Regions from separate parts of the Mus musculus genome. Here regions 2 and 3 are each linked to region 1. A link is a loop called in an ENCODE intact Hi-C map of the cell type or tissue named here. Cell type or tissue: left cerebral cortex. All regions are shown on one strand.

Evidence for each region. Hi-C counts contacts between places; a loop is a spot of excess contacts. Peaks named below come from ENCODE experiments on the same cell type or tissue, not always from the same donor. Only the 100,000 strongest peaks of a DNase experiment are listed, where the experiment ranks them.
Region 2: a loop joins it to region 1, with 2.7 times the contacts of the local background. A loop is called at or near these places in 7 of 42 quality-filtered maps.
Region 3: it touches region 1 in a loop (5-fold over the local background); 5 of 42 quality-filtered maps call a loop at or near these places.

The regions. Positions count from the first base shown.
Region 1 is chr17:68,840,692-68,843,191 of GRCm38, reverse strand. It overlaps Tmem200c (transmembrane protein 200C), which reads right to left. Exons shown (of 2, transcript NM_001206661.1): 2 at 54-2,500. The coding sequence ends at 855. Among named protein-coding and RNA genes, the nearest start is that of Tmem200c, 4.8 kb to the right of the region's middle. In left cerebral cortex, a CTCF peak has its summit at 1,372 (motif pointing left); DNase peaks (open chromatin) are centred at 308, 1,458 and 1,876; H3K4me3 peaks cover 1,312 bases; H3K27ac peaks cover 1,609 bases.
Region 2 is chr17:68,283,780-68,286,279 of GRCm38, reverse strand. The region is part of intron 1 of L3mbtl4 (L3MBTL4 histone methyl-lysine binding protein); the gene reads right to left. Among named protein-coding and RNA genes, the nearest start is that of L3mbtl4, 11 kb to the right of the region's middle. In left cerebral cortex, a CTCF peak has its summit at 976; a DNase peak (open chromatin) is centred at 957.
Region 3 is chr17:68,640,198-68,642,697 of GRCm38, reverse strand. It overlaps L3mbtl4 (L3MBTL4 histone methyl-lysine binding protein), which reads right to left. Exons shown (of 21, transcript NM_177278.5): 16 at 1,129-1,199. Among named protein-coding and RNA genes, the nearest start is that of Tmem200c, 200 kb to the left of the region's middle. In left cerebral cortex, a CTCF peak has its summit at 2,329; a DNase peak (open chromatin) is centred at 1,339.

The sequences.
Region 1 (2,500 bases):
GGCTTCCTGTGCTCTAGAACCACGAGAGCTCAAGCAAAATGAGGCGATATTATGTTTAACTGTTTGGGAACTTTTTATTAAAAAAAGACTTTAAATATTAATGTTATTTTCCATACAAGTGTGATAATACTCAGTAATGCATGGTGTACTTGGTCTTGTGAGTTTAAGAATGTCACAATCCAGTGTAGTTGCTGGCGCCCTCTGGTCTTCACATACCCTGGTAGCAAAATTCAAATATCCCTTTTAAAAAATAGAATCCTTTGGACAGCTGTAGATAAGCGTGGGGTGAGGCAAGGGGGCCCTCGTTCCCGAATACTCATGCTTTGGGGCTTTGACTCCACCTAGAAAGTTCAATTCTAAGAGAATTGACACAAACTCTTCTAGACTCTGCAAGAGGGCAGAAATAAAAAGCTTGTTATTCCTTTACAAGCAGCTACGGATGAAGTCAGCAGCAGAGTCCAGGAGCGAGGGAAGCTGGGCGGGGCTGGACAAAGAAAAATAGGAGTAAAGTACAGAGTTACTGTCAAAAATATATTATTTTGATCCTAAGAAAATTAAGAGAGTTTCATCTAATGAACTAGATTGTGATCTTTTAATACATTTGGTTTTCATCGAACGTACAATCACCATCGGACGTAAAAAGACGACTTTGTTTCTTTAAAAAAAATTGCTTGAGTTATCTACAGGAAGCTTGTGAACGTAATTCAAGGATAATATTCTGCAGCTCTTTGGATATTGAATGGTTTCCTCGGACCTGTCCACAGGGGAATCGGGGTAGGGTGGGTGGGTGGGGCTTTTAATGCAGAGTCCAGTGGGACTCTACCAGCGTGTCTCCTTTCCCTGTCCCGCCCTCCCTAGTTGGAAGACTTTTTCAATTCGGGGTCTTCTACTCCTGGGGTGTGAGACCTGGAAATGAGGAAGAGTTTCTCCTTGTTTGTAAACTGCCTCTGCACAGACAGAGGCTCCGCCCTAGTTGGCCCTGGACTGGGACCCTCGGGGGAGCTGTGCTCAGTACTGGGATCTGTAACATCCTCACAGTCTAGCCTTTTCTTGGCCACCACATCCACGACCGACTCTACAGAGGTGTCAGCCTCCCTCAGGGGGGTGTAGCCCTTATTGCTGCTGGACTGGTCATCCGACTGAGAACTGTGGGAATCCCGCCGGACGCGGGGCGAGTCCTCCTCGGGGCGCAGAGGGAGCGAGGGCGTGGCGGCTGTAGCAGAGGGGCCTGAGTCCAGGTTCTCTGCGCTCGAGGAGGGTGGGGGCTCGGGCGACGGTGGAGCCCGATAGTCCGGGAGCCCACTGGTGCTGCGGCGCCGCCAGGCCGCGTACCTGCGGGTCCTGGGCAAGCGGCCGCCCTGCCCCCTGGCGGTGCGTGCTGTCTTCGCGCCCTCGGGCTCCCCGGGCTCGCAGGAAGCCCAGCGCGCTCCTCCCTCGGCTCCCCGGAGGTCGGTCAGGCTCAGGTCCAGTTCTCCCCTGGGGAGATCCCGGGAGCCGCGTTCCCCGGGAGGTCTATGCCAGCTGCAGCTTGCGCCCTCCGAGTCCCCGTCTCTGTCCCGATCCCCTTGCAAGGGCAACAGGGCGAAGGCGCTCAGCGAGGAGCCCACGAGGGAGCTGGTGGTGCTCTGGCGCCCCCAACTCCCGGTTGGGCTGCAGGGCGCCGGGCTGCTGCCGCCGCTGGCAGCCGCGGTGACAGTGGCAGTGGCCGCAGCCACCGCGGCAACTGTGGTCCGGCGATGGCCAGCCCTACTGGAGCGCTCGCGGTAGATGCTGTACACGGCCTCTGTCAGACTTGGGGGCTCCCGTGGACAGCGCGGAGATGAAGCCAGGTCCGGCGGGGACCCTGCCTCCTGAGTCTCACCGCTGCCTCCGTCCAGCCCAGTGGGGTGGGGCCATGAACCCCTGGCCAGCATTGCAGCAGCCCCAAAGGCGTCCGCAGAGCCCGCGCAGCTGCCTGGCTTCAGCTCCAGGCCTCGAGATTGCACGTAGCTGAGAAAGCCATTGAGCGGCGCTGCCCCGTGGGACGCGGAGCCGGGGGCAGCCGCGGAGGAGGAAGCCGCAGCCGCGGCGGCCGCAGCAGCAGCTGCTGCCAGATCTTTGGCGCGGAGACTGTGCACGTCGATGACAGTGGAATAGAGGTCCCGCAGGTTGATGATCTTAGTTTTTTTGTCCCTGTTCTCATGGAGCACCGCGTTGGCGCAAATGAAGAGGAAGATGCCTATACCCATGATGAGGGGCCCGAAGACCTTTAGCTTGTCTGAGTGCAAGTAGCCTGAGAAGATTCGGAAGAAGAAGCCCACCGACGTGGAGGAGGAAGAGGAAGAGGAAGAGGAAGAGGAAGAGGAGGTGGCTGCAGATCTTGCAGGAGGCGGACTCCAGGGCCCGCCCACAGAACTGGAGTTGGCACCCCCTGGGGTCCCAGAGTGGCTCTTGGCTGGGTTTTTGTTGCCATTGCTGCTGTTGCTGATGGCCCCAATGCGATGGCTACTGCCCACAGGCA
Region 2 (2,500 bases), 560 kb after region 1:
CTTTGAGAGAGAACTGTGTGTCGTGTGGTCACTGACTTCTTTCCCTTCCTAAACTTGGTAGATGCATTTGCCAGAAGGCTCTGCCTGATGATCCCTACCACGTGCCTGCCACACCCCATGCAGCCTTCAGAAGGCAAAGCCTTAGCCTCCAATTTTAAAACCTGGAAACCTGGCTCAGCGGGTGAAGGTACTTAGTGTCAAACCTGATGATCCACAGGGCCTCATACAAGATGAAAGTCAAGGATGAACCCTGAAGTCCTCTAACCTCCACAGCTCCTCAGGCTTGGTTGTCCTCTCTCTCTCTCTCTCTCTCTCTCTCTCTCTCCCTCTCCCTCTCCCCCTCCCCCTCCCTCTCCCTCTCTCTCTCTCTCTCTCTCTCTCTCTCTCTCTCTCTCTCTCTCTCTCTCACACACACACACACACACACACACACAAAACCAACATTAAAAAGCAAAACGGGAAACCAGACATGCATTTTTAAGCTAGATTATAGACTTCTACGGGGACCCTCATATAAGGAAAGAAGAAAAAAGGGGAAGAAGATCTCAACATTTACAAACAGCCTTAGTCTACTGCACAGGCCCCGATGATGTGAACCCTAGCTCATGCAAGCTCACCAGTCCCTCCTGCCTTAAACATCCAGGCCACTGTACCAGTCCAGGGCCCAGGGTACCTCCCCCTGACAGCATCTGACCTTGTGACCTTTGAAGCCCGCCCCTGAGCAACCCCAGAAAGAACTCCTCTGTGTGTTCAGCAACCATAAAGCCGTCCCTCCCGCTTTCTGCTAGTGAACTGGCAGGAGACAACATCACCAGGGAGAAAGGGTGAGCTCTTCCGCTGCTTTCCAGTGCTCCTCTCCTGTGAGTTTTTAATCTGACTACAGCTGAAGGCAGCCCTCATGGAGCCTCTTCATACTTTAATTACATTTAGCCAAACCTTTGAAAGAAAAAAGAGAAACAGTGCCACCTAACTGCCCAAGGAGCTCTGTTCTTGAGGCTGCTGCTCCCCTCTCTTCTTACTGCATGTTAATTAACAGTCCCTTGCAGGTGTCCCTCTCCCTGCAACTCAACTGTTACCTTGGCTGATGATAATTTCACGGGGAATATCCACAGCAGACGTGTTCTCAAGAGCAAAATGGCAATTTCACTGGGCTTCCACTTAAAGCACTGTTGCTGGCCCTTGGAGGTAATCCAGGTAATGCTGGTTTACCAATATGTTTTACTCAGTTACCCTTAACAATCCTCAGATGAATTTCCTTTATGATACACTGACACATTTAAATTATCGATACTTGTGGTCCTTTCCACAACCAGATCTTCTATATTAAACATTCTAAATAGCTGACCACTAGTAAAACATGTTTTTTTTTAATTCAATGAATAATCAAAACATTTATAAAATAACTAAAATGCACATTAACATGTTTCAGAGCAGAAAGTACTGGAAAGTACGAAACTTTAAAAATATACCTGATTTAATAAGGTCTGTTGGGGGGCAATTGTCCCAAGTTAGGACATTATGCATCATGGCCTCAAAATGTGTTTTGTCACATCATTAAACCCACCAAAGCCCAAACAATGATGAGTGAGCCTTCTGTAGCTCAGAGGGAGCTTGGAACAACTCCGTATGCCGACTCTCTCCCTTTCCTCAGCCCAAGTTAGGTGCTGAGAAAGATCCTCGCTCTCTCCTCAACCGTGAAGGACTCCTTGCCTGGGGCTTCTACATATACTGTGCAGTTACAGACTAATGTAATCCAAGTATCAAAAGAACAAAAGATGGACAGAAATTCCTGACATGGCTTAGAGGAAGAAAGAAAAGTGTGCAAGCCTGGTCTTTACAAAACCTTTAGGTAAACCTCCCCATAGCTCTACTCAAAGCTGCAATAAAAACATAAATAAAGAGGTGAATGAATGAATGAATGAATGAGAAATAAATAGATCATAGATAGATAGATAGATAGATAGATAGATAGATAGATAGATAGATAAATCAAACAGCTGAATAGATAGATAAATAAATCAAACAGCTGAATGGTGGACTCCAAAGTCAACACACTCTTTCTACAGACAGATTCAGAAAGAGATGGGGACCACCACCACCACCACCCACCAGTCCTTTTACAGACTCTGGATTTGAACAAGAATGGCCCCCTTAGGTCTCTATATCTAAATGCTTGGTCTCCAGTTGGTAGAACTCTTGGGAAAGGATCAGAAGACATGGCCTTGTTGGAAGAGATGGGTCACTGGGGACAGGCTTTGAGGTTTCAAAAGCCTGGTGCAATCCCAGTCATTCTCTCCTGTGGCCCCGTGTTTATGGATCAAGATGTACATTCACAATTCAACCCAGTACCATGCCTATCTGCTGCCATGTTCCCAGCCACGATGGTCAAGCCTCATCTTCTAAAACTGTAAAACCAAATAAACACTTTCTGCTAAAGTTTCCTTAATCGGGCTGTCTTATCACAATGATAAATATGTAACCAAGACAATGCCTTTATAAA
Region 3 (2,500 bases), 200 kb after region 1:
GTGGAGGAGAACATTTGGAGCAGTTTCTAAAATATCCATTACTTATTTAGAGCAAAGCTGAGCTCTGGTTGTATTGTACAGAGATTCTTCTGAGAAACGTGTAGCTGCACCATGAAAGCCAAGTACCTTAATTGCCCCCTATTTCCTCAGGAAAAGACCCTGTCTCTTTGTGACTTGGATGGAAACTTAGAGCTCTTTCAAACCCAGGCCGAGCCTTGCCCCATCCAAAGAGAGTAGTTTTGCTCTTGGCCACCACAACCCTGTGCTCAGTGATTGTCTGGCCCTTTTTTAATCCTAAGAGAACTCAATCGTGACACTGTGGTGGGACTGCTACAGGACTCTCGAGTTGTGTTAATTTCCTTCCCAATTCAGCAGAAAATTCGTCAACAGATCTCCTACCATGTTTGGTGATCTAAGAATTTAAGGGCCACAGTGGCTGAAGACATAGCATTCTGATTGTAAACGATCAACGTGTTCATCTGGCCAGATTTAAATATCAGTATGAGGACAGGGCAAACTGAAGGAAGACCTTAGCTGGTCACCACAGAGCCAGGCCTCCCATTGTGTCTGCATTGGAAAGTCAGAGGAAGGAAACACCTGGGTGAAAACAGGATGTCTCTCTTCCTTTTCTCGATCCCAACAAACACCTCATCTCAGCAATTAAGCTTTCTACCCAGTAACTTTCTGCCTGACCTACCAATAATGCCCACTTATCGGCTGTCCCATTGGTTAACCACAGTGACTTTCCTGGCTGTATTATGTGGCCACTGTAGATGTAGAGAGCCCACAGTAAACGCTGATCTCCACAAGACTGGATCTTCCCTGACATGAACAGGACTGCAGAGATGATAGGGACCTTTTCACCTTTAAAAATAAGAAAACTAAGAAAGGGGCTTTGAAGTAACAGAACCTGTTACTTGGGGGTAGATAGCAGGCCCTGAGTCTAAGAGTCTCTTGACTTTGAGTCAGGTTCTTGGCTACATTCCCTACCACTATGATGAATCCCAACAGACACATAGGACATTGTCCACAACAAAAAGCAAAAGCTGGCTCTGTGACTTTGCTACTGTTGCTTTTTGTGTCTTTTGGGGGGGGTTTGTTTTGTTTTGTTTTTGTTTTTGTTTTTACCTCTGAAGAGATTATCCAAGTCAATATCTTCTTTTCCTTTGATTTTCAAACACTTTGCCTGCTGTACAAGTCTGGCAAAGAACAGAAATAAAATCTGGATTCATTATCCTGTGAGGTAAGAATAAATCATGACAGCAGCACAAATTTAAATAGAAACCTCGGGGTAAATGACAGCGAATTATCAGGTGTTTCTCTGCACAGTCTCATTAGAACATTTCCTCGGCTTAACATTTAAAGGAAGCAGGAACCTTTGTTCAGAAACTCTGACTTTGAATAGTGAAACTTAAAAGTCTTTCCATCCACTCCTCCTGGAGGATGATCTCTTCGGGCTTTGAGGAGTAAGCACCTGAGACAGTGGGGAACAGTGTGGGACATAGGTAAATAATAAGCATTATTTCAAAGTCTGGCTCCTATTATTTCAATCAGAAGATCACAGCACTGTGGCTGTGCTCAGATAAGTGTATAAGTGACTAAGTTGCATTGCTGAATGTCAGAGAATTCATTAACTTTTGGGATGTTGCAGCACCCAGTGTGGACTAATTTTGTGCCTCTTTCATTGTCGGTTCTTCATTAAAAACCAAGGTTCCTGCTGCAAAGCAAATGCAGAAGTTTTGAAAATGAGACTTCCCCACGGTTGCTAATTACCGACTTAATTAATTTAGGCAGGGAACTTGAGATAATTAATTTATCTGCATATACTTATGATTCTTATAAACTTATAATCATTTGCTTTGCACACGTGTTTCTCTTACTGCACTTGATGGTTTTCATGTCAACCACACTGACAGGCCCGTGCCTCGGTCCTGACAGAGCAGAGAAGCAAACAACTTGGCTACCAAATCTGCCTAGAAGTCTGAAAGGCTTATAGGTTAAGTCGCATATTTTTTATCTATAGCTTCTGTGAACATGTTTGCCACAGCAGAAGTGCATTCCACTCATTCGTTAGGTATCTCTTGGTTTTCTTAATAGAAACAGCATCAACAAAACAAAAACCGGAAAGAGTTTGACTTTCGGCCCCATCTTTGGCCCTTCTGTTATGGTGTTCAGCCTACCGAGTGAGGAGCTGCCTCTGGTGCAGGCAGGGGGTCAAGGAGAGGAAAATCCATGCAGAGACACCTGTTTCATGCCTAGGACTCAGTTCCTTGGTCTGTGACACGGAGTGACTGTTTGAGCACTTGACACCTAGTGGTCAATCTGTGACATGAACGTACCACATGTCTACCTGGTTGGTCTGTGCACTCAGTAAACACCATTTTCAAAACATTGTACAGGCCACTATGTATTATGGACCAATACGCATACAACCTGTAGACTACTTTAACAGCTCAATGTATTTAGTTTTTCTTAGGTTCCCTGAGTATCTCTGTGTTGT